2 separate regions of the Homo sapiens genome follow, and region 2 is linked to region 1. A link is a contact called in ENCODE Hi-C data. All regions are on one chromosome and are shown on one strand. The core of a region is the stretch at or near the end of the contact, and the rest is flanking DNA. Distances in the headings are between cores, read along the strand shown.

The links. A loop is a pair of places that touch in the nucleus more often than their neighbours do. Pooled maps may share reads with other maps.
Region 2: a loop to region 1 is called in a map of endothelial cell of umbilical vein, with 2.2 times the contacts of the local background. The contact joins the promoter of ZBED3 here to the promoter of CRHBP in region 1. A Hi-C loop is called at or near these places in 1 of 168 maps with a recorded cell type or tissue (endothelial cell of umbilical vein), 3 of 37 single-sample maps with no recorded cell type and 2 of 50 pooled maps.

What each region holds. Positions count from the first base shown.
Region 1 is chr5:76,950,368-76,956,412 of GRCh38, reverse strand. It overlaps CRHBP (corticotropin releasing hormone binding protein), which reads right to left and starts at 3,368. Exons shown (of 7, transcript NM_001882.4): 1 at 3,198-3,368; 2 at 2,719-2,812; 3 at 2,227-2,384; 4 at 550-760. The coding sequence starts at 3,278. It also overlaps a transcript of S100Z not described here. RefSeq lists an enhancer at 1,956-2,642.
Region 2 is chr5:77,082,490-77,088,534 of GRCh38, reverse strand. ZBED3 (zinc finger BED-type containing 3) reads left to right here and starts at 1,250. Exons shown (of 3, transcript NM_032367.4): 1 at 1,250-1,424. ZBED3-AS1 (ZBED3 antisense RNA 1) reads right to left here and starts at 1,820. Exons shown (of 3, transcript NR_182763.1): 1 at 916-1,820. It also overlaps a transcript of PDE8B not described here. RefSeq lists enhancers at 1-387, 388-990, 991-1,592 and a silencer at 1,409-1,578.

The sequences.
Region 1 (6,045 bases), core at 2,119-4,618:
GTTGTGTAGCATAAGCTACGTGTGTGTCCATCATAAATGAATTGAATTAGAGTGGTGGGCTCAGAATCAGAAGGTAACATTGAGGTGCTATAATCCAACCCTCTGGTCAGGGCATGACATCGGTCTACCACATTCAGGCACAGGCTGAAAGACATGGAGACTTTCAAGCCTGTGCCTGAATATCTCTAAGACTGCAACTTTATATCTGATCACTCAAGCTTATCCTGGATTAGTGAAATGACTTGGAAGATTAAAGCTTATCACTAAATGCATTGTAGAACCTGAGAAGCTCAGAGCAAGACTTTGGAGAAAAGATAGAATTGTACTCTTCATAAATTAGTATACTACCTAACCTGGGAAATAAATTAAAAACTGTGATTTGATTTTCATAATAAAGAATAGAAACTATCCTTTAGGTCATTTCTAATTACAAAAAAATTTCCATTCAAATCATTCCTCAGTTCAAATTTCTTTAAGTCTGTGCAATGATACTACTTTCAAAAAGCGGGTCTATATCCGAAGTTCTGCCTTTTGACTGAGAACACTTACGAAAGAGGTTGGGGTCTGTCTTTATGGTTAATGTGAATCCATTTCCTGGTTCATGGACTCGGAAGAAGATCATGGCCACATTCTGGGAAGATCTGATGCTCCTCCTGCTAAGACCACTCTCACAGAAATCTATGTACCGCTCAGCTGAGGGGAGAGGATGATCCTGGGAACTGGGGAACTTCTCCCCCTTGAGAATCCAACCATCAAATACCTTTGAAAAAAATACAGACATAGATGCTATCATTTCCATCAACTCCTGAAGTCTGAAATGAGTTGAAAAGGGGGGGAAAGTCATCCAGCAATGGGCCTTCAGTCATAAGTGAGAATCGACAGTCCACACTCTGCCTGCTCGCCTTTTCATTTGTATATATTGGATGGTGAGGGTTGTTTGCAAGTAATAGTATTAATTAATTTTTTATAAGCCTTAAAGCTTCCAAAGTAAGTAAACTTCCTTATACTTTATCATTTCAACCACTTTGGTAAATAAAACAACGTACAATGTACATTTTTACCTTGGTCATATTTTCTACCTCTCACCTTCAGAAGAATTCCACAAAAGCATAATTTAGGTTTCGTGCAGCTTCTCTCTTTCCTCTAGTCATTGAAATGTGAACAAAATATCTTGAAAATAGATAGCAAAAGAAAAAACTGGAGCAGCAACTTTACCTGCTAATGACTATATACACCCATTTTTCTCATTTTTTAAAAATATCATCACATATTACTTTAAAATGTCAAGAACTGCTTCAACAGCCAGGCAATGATGGCTGGTATGCTACCTGGAACATTTTTCCTTCACTTGTTAAAGTTTGCAGTTGAACAAAGGGTCAGAGTCTATTGACTTGACCCTCAAAATCACCACAGGTCTCCAGTTTAACGAGTCCAATCTAGTCCACATTAGCAAAATTACCAACAACCCAGCTACAAATTATTTCTAACGCATGTGACAGGTTCCAAAATAATCCTACTTTGGAGATGTTAATCATGATTATTTTAATTGGACAGTAGAGCTCCATCAGCCATCCCATGCTGCCCTGTTATACTTATGGAGTCTGACGACTGGAATCGAGGAGGCAGTGAGCTTAGGGGTCTTGTCCTGCCCTCCCACCTATCTCAATCTAGATGCCCCCTCGGCAGCCAGTCCCCTACTGCTCCAAAATCGGGTCACCCGCGCACTGAAGACAGCCTCTGTGCTCTCGGAACGGCTCTGCCGAGCGTGGACCAGCAGGAGCGAGGCGGGCTCAGATGTGAGACGTGTGGGGCGGGCCTTCTAACCAAGACGGCCCGCTTGGTGGACCCCAGCACTCGAGCTTGTTGGGTTTTAATCATTTTTCCTCGGCCCTGGATTGCGTCAGAGTTCCGCGCTGCGAGTTCAAGTCTTTAGAAGTTCCTAGGGCCTCGAAAGCGCCCAGAAGGGAATTTAAACCATGGCAGCGTCCAGAGGCACCGGCCCCAGCCCCACTGGATGTGTGTGGGTCGAGGTCTTCGGGTAAGGGCGAGATTCTCGCCGTGTGGGGGTCCTCGAACGCGCCTCTCCGACTCGGGCACCAGCGAAGTGTCTAAGAAGTGCCACTGGCTACCTACGCTCAGCAGCCCCACGCTGGGTGCAGCGCCCCAGCCCTTTCCAACCCTCCCGTGCCGCCCTCCGGCTAGGTTGGCTGGCCGTGGGCGCCTCACCTTCAGGAAGTCGCCGCCCTGACAGTCGATGGAGACCTGGTCGTAGTGGATGGTAATGAACTCCTCGGGCTCGCTGATGAAGAAGGCTGCGCAGTGCAGCTGCGGCCGGTCGGCGGTGAAGGTGAACTGGCCCTGGAGGCTCAGCATGTCCAGGCACCCTGGGGGAGGAGGGCATGGGGCAATAAGTCCCGGGCTGCAGCCGCCGCAGCGCCGTCCTCGGGCGGCCGCTCTCCGCGCGCCCCATTCCCGGGCTCTGTAGTGCCCAGCGCCCCGACTTCCAGCCTAGGCTGCGCTGGGTTCCTGCGCCCCGGGCGCGCCACCCTCTCCCGCTCCTGGCGCGCCTCCGCGGACCGATCCTTAGCTAAGGGGACCGCGCCCCTGGCGGTTCCGGCCAGCCCCTTCCCCGAGATGTCCGCGAGCCCTCTGCCCCCCGCACAGAGTCCCACCTTCCCCGCGTCCCGGGCGCCCGCGAGCCGGGCAGCCTCGACTCACGCAGAGCGCGGCGGTACGGCTGCTCCCCAGCCAGCTCCCGCTTCAGGTTGGCGCTGAAGAGCAGGAAAGGATCGTAGTCCGCCGCTTCCCTCAGCTGGCAAGAAACATAGGTCAGTCCGGAAAAGTTCAAGGGCTGGGGATAAAAAAGGGGACCAGGAGCGGGGCACCCTCCCTGCCACTCAGCATAGCGAATAAAGAGAGAGGGGTAATGTTTTCCCGTGTCCGGAGAAGACGGGAAGGTCTTAGACCCTCTCCATCAGGCCAGGGTATCCCCAGCGGCCAGAGGAAGGCAGGCAGGCAGTCTGGGATGCTCAGAGGCAAGGAGGGAGAACAGGATAGGGGAAACCAGGGGCAAGACAGCATCCAGCAGAGAGGGAAGAAACAGCGAACCCCAAAAGGCTGCGAGCAGAGGCAGCCTGCCTGCCGCCTAGGGCTAACACGCAAGGAAGGTGAGATGGGTCAGTCCAGGGGTGGCTCACCTCTAGGTACCGGCTTTCCCCTCTTAGAGCCGTCAGGAAGATGAGAATGAAGTGACACTGAAGTTTGAAGTTGGGCGACATGCTGGCCTTGCCTCTGCAGCTGCTGTGCTCTGCTCCGGAGGTCCTGGGCTTTCCTTCCTACACCCTCGCGCAGACTGAGAGCTAGAAGCTGGTAGGGTCCCTTTGCTGGGTCTCTTTTATAGAGCAGTGGGGAGCGGAGGCTCTCTGCCCCTTAACTGATCGGAGCTCAGTAACCATGGGTTACCCTGTCTCATTGACAGAGTACGTGGCGATGACGAGGGTCCAGCTCTCAGCCACAAATTTTCAGCGTGGCCCAGCATTATTCACCAAGAATGATTTCAGTCACTACAACTTAGTGCACTAAAGTGTTGGAGAATGAGGCGGAGACAAAGAATAAGGGAGTGCATTTTGTTGACCTGCTAAATGCTACATTATACTTTTCTGTGGGCATTCAGGGAATTTTCCATTTTGCAAATCAAAGTGACAAAGTTACATACACGCATAAAATACCCAAACATATAGAGCCTATATTATGCAGCCTCATCACATAACCTTGGATGAAACCATGCTAGAAATTGTCAAAGAATTTAGTATTCATGGAATTTCTCATGTCTCTCAGTAAGAAACTTGAGGCATTTTCAGCTTTAAAGAGGTGGAACAGAAGCAGAAGTCTGATTTTGCAGAAGATTGCAGTAATGCAATTATAAGCTTTCTTCCTGCCCCTTACTCTTTGCTTTATCCTGGTCCAGTTTCTTATAGGCATTTCTTTCATGGAAAACTAACTCTGGTGTCAGGGGACTTCTGGATTTTAGCTGAGCTCTGTCACTTGACCTGGATGTTTACATGATGTACACACTCCTAGACCAGGTAGCTGTAGCCATGACCTTCGCATCCATCTGAACCACTGAGAGATGAGATTAAGTCATTCCATTTCGTGCCTTCAAATACCTGGATTACTTTAACACTCTGGTAGAAGGAACTGCCAGGAAGCTTTATTGTAACTGCTCACCAGCAAATTTGCAGGGCTAAAAAGATGACTTAGGGATCCGGAAATAAGTATAAGCTTATCTCTGCTTATCAGGAGAGAAGAGAATTTCTTCTTTGTGTCCAAAACTGTGGGAAACATGAGGATGCTCCACTATTGGCTTTCCTACCCCTTTCCAGTCTCTGCACCAAGCATTGTTATTACAATTATTACAAATAGACCATAATACAGAGTTATAAAGGAAGGAATGGCTATATTTTCAGTTTTAAAATACTCGAAATTAAACAGTAATTATCCTGGCAGTGTCAGAACTTGATTATTTTCATGTCAGGACAATTCTGAGCTCTGGAGAGGCGGCCTCTTTGTTGGTTTAATCAGGAGGCCTTCGTGCCACAGTCCAACTTTGTAAGCAGTCCTCAGACCACAGACAGTGAGAGGGAAAAGAGTACCTAAAGCTCATGGACACTGGCCACCATGTCCTTCTCATCCCAAGGGCTGTTTAGATGCCTGAATTTTGAAAAGGTTATAAAGAAACCTGGGAGGAATAAAAGAGGAGAAAAACAAACAACTTAACCCCAACTTGCTGGCCTCAAACATGCCAGGCCATCTTCAGCTCTATCTCCCACCCTTTTTGTGCCTAGAGGGAGCCTTAGGCCCACTCACCAGGCATGCCACAGGCCCTCTTCTCTTTCCCATTGATGTAGCCACAGCCCTTGGCCTGTTCCCAGAATTCAGTCCAGCACCCACCTTGGAGACCTCTGCCTTTACCTCTTAGGGGGTCTGGCACCTGATGTCACTCCAGCTCAATGTTGCTTTGTTAGCATCACCAAGGAGACATTCTTCTCCAGCCAGCCCCTTTACAAGCATATGCACATGTGCACATGTGCACACACACATGCACGCATGCACGTGCACAGACAACAGTGATGTTCCCACCCTGCTGTCATGATGCCCACTCCTCAGGAACCACACACAGCAAGAGCTGGGATGAATGAGCACTAACATAGTGACTGATTTTACAAACATCATAGCATAGCATCTGATTTTACTTAATCCACAAATTATAGTACAAGATGGACCTCATTCCCACCAAATTCTAGGTGGATAAATTAATGTGTAGTTTTCACCAGTTTGGTAAATATCTACTAAGCCAGTGGAAACTACCTTTTCTAAAAAAAAAAAAATTAATGGTAATTAAAAGATGGAAACTACAAGCTATCGAGAAAAACTAAGAAGATTAAATTGGAAGACAAGGAGAAGCCAGGTAGCCATTCTCTCTGAGAGAAAGTATTAAAAATAGGTGAGAGAAATGGAAGAGTAATTTGGATTAGGCCGAAGAAAAATTTTCTGGGCAATAAGTAGGCCTATGTGTGAAGACTAAGGATAAATTATTTTCATGGACTGCTTTGGTCATTCAAACAATTAGCTTAATATTTGAAAGTTGTTTGTTCAAGCAAACTGGATTTTTTTTTTAAATATGTTCTGGGAAAACTCAGAGTCCCCAAGTATGCTGATTGGAAATTACCTGTATGTTAACCTCCATTACTTTCAAATATTTCAGTTTTTCTCCATATTTTTCCAGATAGCTTCTCCAGTGTTGATGTTATACAGTCCCGGATAGGTGTTTTTTGGGTCTTCGACTATTGTTAGGCAGGGTTAATACTTTCTTTTTGTTAGGTAGGAATAAGACATTTTTTCTTTCACAAAGCCCCAGAGCAAATTGTCACCTATGTTAAGCCTGAAGGCCAGGGTGGCCACACAATAGCAGATCCATATTCAATCCATGGACATGGGGGCAGGTGCAGAATTTAAAATTGTGCCTAGACTGATGAGACACACACA
Region 2 (6,045 bases), core at 1-2,500, 130 kb before region 1:
CCTAATAAACACCCCCAACCTTCCCCCAACTCCTCTACCCCCGCCCCCACCCCGGCACTCACCATCCTTCAAGTCCATGTGTGACCTGATTCTTCTGGGAGGTGAGACAAGAGCTGAGATACAGAAACTGTCACACTGACCCTCTGCGCTTGCAAAAAGGCAGAGGGTCTATTGAGCTGGTTAACACTTAAGCCGTCAGCTGATGGTAAGGCTAAAAGAGCACACTGTAACACACGCCCATTTGGGCTCCGGGAATCACGGGATCCTGCCCCTGGACACTGCCGTGGGGCTGGAAGCCCAGCGCCCCAGCTTTTGCACCCTGGCTCCTGCACCCGTCCGTCTGCATGCTCCACCTCCCATAAGGGGTTTCAGCAGGCAGAGACCGAACACACGAGCCACAACCCTGTTGCACGTCCTGCAAAGGGCTGTGGGAGGGCGGGGGCCGGGAGGAAATCAGGGAACTCTCCTGTTTCATTGTCACAAGACTTGCAAGGCTTCCTTAAGAGAGGGGTACACTTCCCCACCCACTGACAGCAAGTTTTGACCAATAGAAAGTGAGCAGAACTGAGGCATGCGGAATGTGAGTTTGGAAAGCAGCTTGTGCCAGTCATGTACAGGAGCTAATTGTTAAATTTCCAGGAACTTGGCAAGCCACTTGTTGGACTGTTTGTAGCTTGAAATCGGCCATTGTGGGAGCATTTACATCATAGAAATAGCAAACACTACATATCTGGACTTCCCCCTTCTCCCTCAAAGTTGGTTTACCAGCCCAGCAGGGAGCATGGCCCAGAAAAGTTGACCTTTCAGCCTGGAGTGAAGAAAACTGGTGGAGTACTGCCAAAGCTCCCTGCAGCCACAGTAATTCGCTTGAGAAATGGACCTTTAAGCCACTGAGTTGCAGGGGTTGTTCGTTACCTGAGCATCATCTAGCCAAAGCTGGTACACCATGCTGGTGTTTTGGTGAACACCAATAAGCGCCGCCTTCATCTGTCCCAACCTAGGTTGGAGGGATTTCTTCCAATAACTTGTGACATCATGCGCCTACAGCCTGCAAAGATGCAAACCGCGCTCTGAGACTCAGGCCCGGGAATTCAGGTCTTGGAAGGTTAATGCAAAGTTGTAAAACAATAGTTACATTTCAACCACACTCAGCTATTGCGTCATCTTAAAACCCTGGCCAACACAAATCTGTCGCTCGCGATCCTTGGCGGTTTCAGAGCGACTCCCCTACCGCTTTCGGGCGAAGGCCACACGTGACGGCCCCCCTTTCCCCGCAGACGTGTGAATGCAGCGCTGTGTCTTTAAGGGGCACGCGCGGAGGTTTTCCGTCCGGGACAAAATGTCAGCGAGGCGCCTGGAGGGGGATCTACCATCTCGGACTCCCGACCCGCCGCCGGCTCCGGCCGCGTTTCCCGGGTAAAGGGGTGAGTGTGGGCTTCCAGACTCGGTGGCGAGGCGGGCTGGGCCGGGCAGCGGGGAGCGCAGGTGAGCAGCGACCGCGGACGCCCCTGCCGGCCTCCCTGGCACCCGCGCGGGGCGTGCCCTTCGCTGGGCTGCCCTTCTCCGGGCCGGCTGTCGCGACTGTGAGAAAGCAGGTGGGCCCGGGATTCTGTGGCAAGGCCCCGCTCACCGTCTTCCAGTGCCTCATTCTTGCTCCTTCCCTGCACTCCTCTTTCGACAAGCTTGTTCGGAATGTGGAAATTCGTCACCACTCTCCTGCTCTCCCTTTATTAAAGTTGTCTGATTACAGTCTTTTCACTGGGCAAGTGACTGGACGCCCTGCAGTGGGTTCTTTCTGTAACTGGGACTTGCTTGATGTCGCCCACTTTCGGAGGGAGAAAGCGAATGCAAGCCAAAAGCTTACACCAGAATCCCCACCCCTCCCCCACCCCTCATGGCCCCCAAACAAAAGAATTTTCCGCTCCTTTCGGAGTCCGCTGGAGCAGTTTCTGTGATTTCTTGCACGAACCAAATGCCCGAGGCTTAGCAAAGCAAAAACCCCCTTGAAGGAAAAAAATAAATACTTACCACTAGTCGAATTTCTAATGAGCCAAGACTACAAAGATAAGGTGTTTAAGAGAAACAGTTGTAGAAACAGCTTAATACATTGACCTAATTAGGGTAATTATTTTCTGCTGTTTTTATTCATATGCTGACACCTTTTGGAGGCAAGAATAGCTTGAGGCAGCCAAGAATAAAAAAAAAAGTAGACAGCAATACGTATTATAAAAAGACCAAAAGCCCAAGCCAGGTAATTCTCAATTTAAAAATTAAATTAAAAAAATCTTTGAGTCACAAAGGCCTTCAAAGTAGGGCAGCTTTAAATTCCTATAACTCAGATTAAATTATGCATTTTTACAAGATAAAATGGATCACCACCTTAATCTTTAGGACCATATCTATTAAGCAAAGTAATGCAGACCTGAAATAAAGGTCCACTTTAAGGGCAGAACACTTCACAATTTTCATTTTTAAAAGTGCATTAATAGAGAGAGAGAGTGCTTCTCTGCCTTTTAGCTAATGGTAGAAATATCTAAGAGTTTGGCTTATGCCATTTAGGAAACAACTCTGATTCACCCCTTAATTACCTGTGAGTCCAGTGTATTTTTTACAGTCCACATATAACCTTTTTCTAAATTTTTACACATTTTACCATTTATTCCCCAACTCAGGTTTTACAGTTTGGAGGCATTTTTACTTGTCTTTTAACTTCAGCTAAGCCTTCAGCCTGGTGATTCCAGACTAATTTTTCTAATTGTCTGGATCTCTTTATAAATAGATTAATATATGGCAGTAAACTAATATTTCAACAGAGATGGACGGATAACAGATGAACTGTGGTTTTCTTGACACTTCAGTTGTCAACTCTAATTACTTGTATTAATTATTATGCTCTGCTTTCATTAAAGTCACTGGTGGATGAAGTAAAAGAAAATGTTTTTAGTGTTTCCACATATGTCTGTGTGAATTTCACGTTAGTGTGAATTTCTCATCTAAGATCCAGGCTCAACCAACATATATTGATTTAAACTCTGCCTGGTCAACCCAACTACAGTAAGTAGCCTTGAGTATAGAAGGACAAATAGAGGTGTAGTTAATCTGCTATGTCCTTTTGAGAACAGTGCCTGGTTCTTTGGCCTTTAGCCTGCCAAATATTTTTTATGTGCACAAGCATAAGTATAAAATAATACAATCAACTTTTGTAGGTGCTTTATAGGATGAGTCTCAATATTATAGTCATACCTTGTGTATATGCCCATGTTTATACAGATTATTCATCCAGGTTTTGATCTCTTCCTTTATTCTTTATATTGGTATTCAGGGACATCATACTGAGGAATCTGGGATTTAATCTGATAGTTCATCAGAAGGATAGAACTTCTTCAGAAATTGAGTCAAATGGAGAGATAATTAATGTGAATTTATTGTCTTCCACAGGCTTAGATTTAAGAACTCCTTCCAAATAATGGATACTCAAATGAAACTCAGCTATAGCAAGTGCAGAGGCATGGTACCAGCAACACTACTCTCTCTCCTTCCTTGAAATATCTAAAATCTACATTTGTCTTTTCAGTTTTTTTCACCCTGAAATTACACTCAAAAATTTCCACTGTTAATTTCATGTTAGCAGTGCTTTTATTTAGCTTCAAGAAACTTTCTTTTAAAATAGGAGCTTGGAAGCCTCGTTATACAACTGAGGAACTGGAACTTCATTAGAGTCGAGTACTAAGGGTAATGTGTTTTGGTGATGGACAACAATGCGTTTGTGCCCTGTGGGGCATGGGAGGGGAAGGGATGCTGAACTGCATGAACTTTTGTGTTAGGGCCCCTAAGACATCAGCTCCCAGGAGCTGCCCATGCCCACCCCTTCCCCAGTGGAGATTATGTGACGGAATTCACCCGAAGGAGTGAGCACTGATTTCACCTTTACCACAGTGTGTTAGTAATCTGTTTTCGCGCTGCTGATAAAGACATACCCAAGACTGGGCAATTTATAAAAGAAAGACGTTTAATGGACTTAAAGTTCCACGTGGCTAGGGAGGCCTAACAGTCATGGCGGAAGGCGGAAGGCGAAAGGCACTTCTTACCTGGCTGCGGCATGAGCTATAATGAGGGTCAAGCGAAAAGGGCTTCTCGTTTATAAAACCATCAGATCTCGTGAGATTTATTCACTAGCACAAGAACAGTATGGGAGAAACCGCGCTCGTGATTCAATTATCTCTCACCAGTTCCATCCCACAACACGTGGGAATTATGGGAGTAGGATTCAGGATGAGATTTGGGTGGGGACACAGCCAAACCATATCACACAGGTATCAGAATTATTGTTGGAAGCATCTCTTTCCCAACCAGACCGTACGCTTCCTGAGGGCAAAGACTATGTGACGTTCCTCTTGGAATGCTTGGCAGAAAGCACGCACCTGACCTTAGCAGGTGCACAATGAGCATTTGAATGAGAGTTGGATGGAGTGAATGGATGTAAGCAAAATACTCATTCATTGGCATCTTTGTGTTAGTTTAAAAATTTTTTCAAGGAAAAATTAAGGGAGCTTTTTTCATTTTCTTATTAGCTAACCACAGAATTAATGATATGCATTCTCATTGGGTATTTGGTAAGGAAGAAACGCGTTATCACAGGGCTTTGGCTAATTAAACCTCCCCATTATCTTATTTTACCCTAGTGATAAATAACCTATTTTGCATGAAGTTCAATTTAGGAAGTGAAAATAAATTTAAGGGGTAAGGGTCTTGGATCTGTTACTCTTTTTTATTTGCTCTTTGTAGTCAATTCCCAAGGGGATTCCTCCAACTTAGACTACTTACTCTGTTGAATAACATAATGTCAGATGGAAAAACAACTGCCTTTTAGCCATTAAAATCTTAACGTGGGCATGTCTGAGCAGTAAATATCGGTAGTTTCTTTATTGTTCATGTCTTAAATTTATATAACACCGGAGAGTCCAACAGTGACATCATTTGCACTATCTATGATCTCAGCCACCTGTTTAGAGGCAAATAATCTTATTATTTCTCTTGACAGATGGGAAGATTGAGACTCGGGTGGGCTGGGGCTAAAGAAACAGAGTCAGGTTCACTTCACTTAATGCAGCATCCCCCAAGTGTCTACCCTGTGCCAGGGAGATGAATGGGATGAGCTCCTCTTCCATGACATCCTGGGTGTGAACACAGAATCTCCTTCTGCAGAGCACAGCAAACCACGTGACAATGAGCAGCCTCACATGCTGGGTTTCCTCCTCCAAGCGGCGCAGCAGTGGGCTTCCCCATGGGACTGTCCCACCAGCCTCCACAGTTAAGGCTGGGCTGGCCCTGCCTGAGCTCACATGCTTGAGGAGCCAAGGGTTGTTTTGCTTTTTTGTTTTTGTTTTTTGTTTTTCTGAGATGGAGTTTCGCTCTTACTACCCAGGCTGGAGTACAATCGTGCAATCTCGGCTCACTGCAACCTCCGCCTCCCAGGTTCAAGCGATTCTCCTGCCTCAGCCTCCCGAGTAGCTGGGACTACAGGCACCCACCACCACGCCTAGCTAATTTTTTGTATTTTTAGTAGAGACGGGGTTTCACCATGTTGGCCAGGCTGGTCTTGAACTCCTGACCTCAGGTGATCTACCTGCCTTGGCCTCCCAAAGGGCTGGGATTACAGGTGTGAGCCACCACACCCAGGCCCAAGGGTTGTTTTATAAAATTATTTTTTATTTATGTAGAGATCCTGTGATATACACACTTTCCCTAAATGTATACACGTGATCACATGCATGCTTTCTTAGTACCTCATTGCTTTTACTTTTGTGTTTACCTCTTCCCCTTCTCCCTCCTTTCACATCAGTTACCATTGCCTCAACCATAGTATCTCCTTATTTTTCTTCATCTATAGCTATATATTGCCTCTACAGATATGTATATTACTTAATAATAGTGGGATCATATTATACACTCTTCTGCATCTCTCTTTTCTCCCTGAACAGTTCCTCCAGATATCCTTGTAAGACATTGAACAGAACTTCATCCTTTTCCTCTTTAATGGCTGTA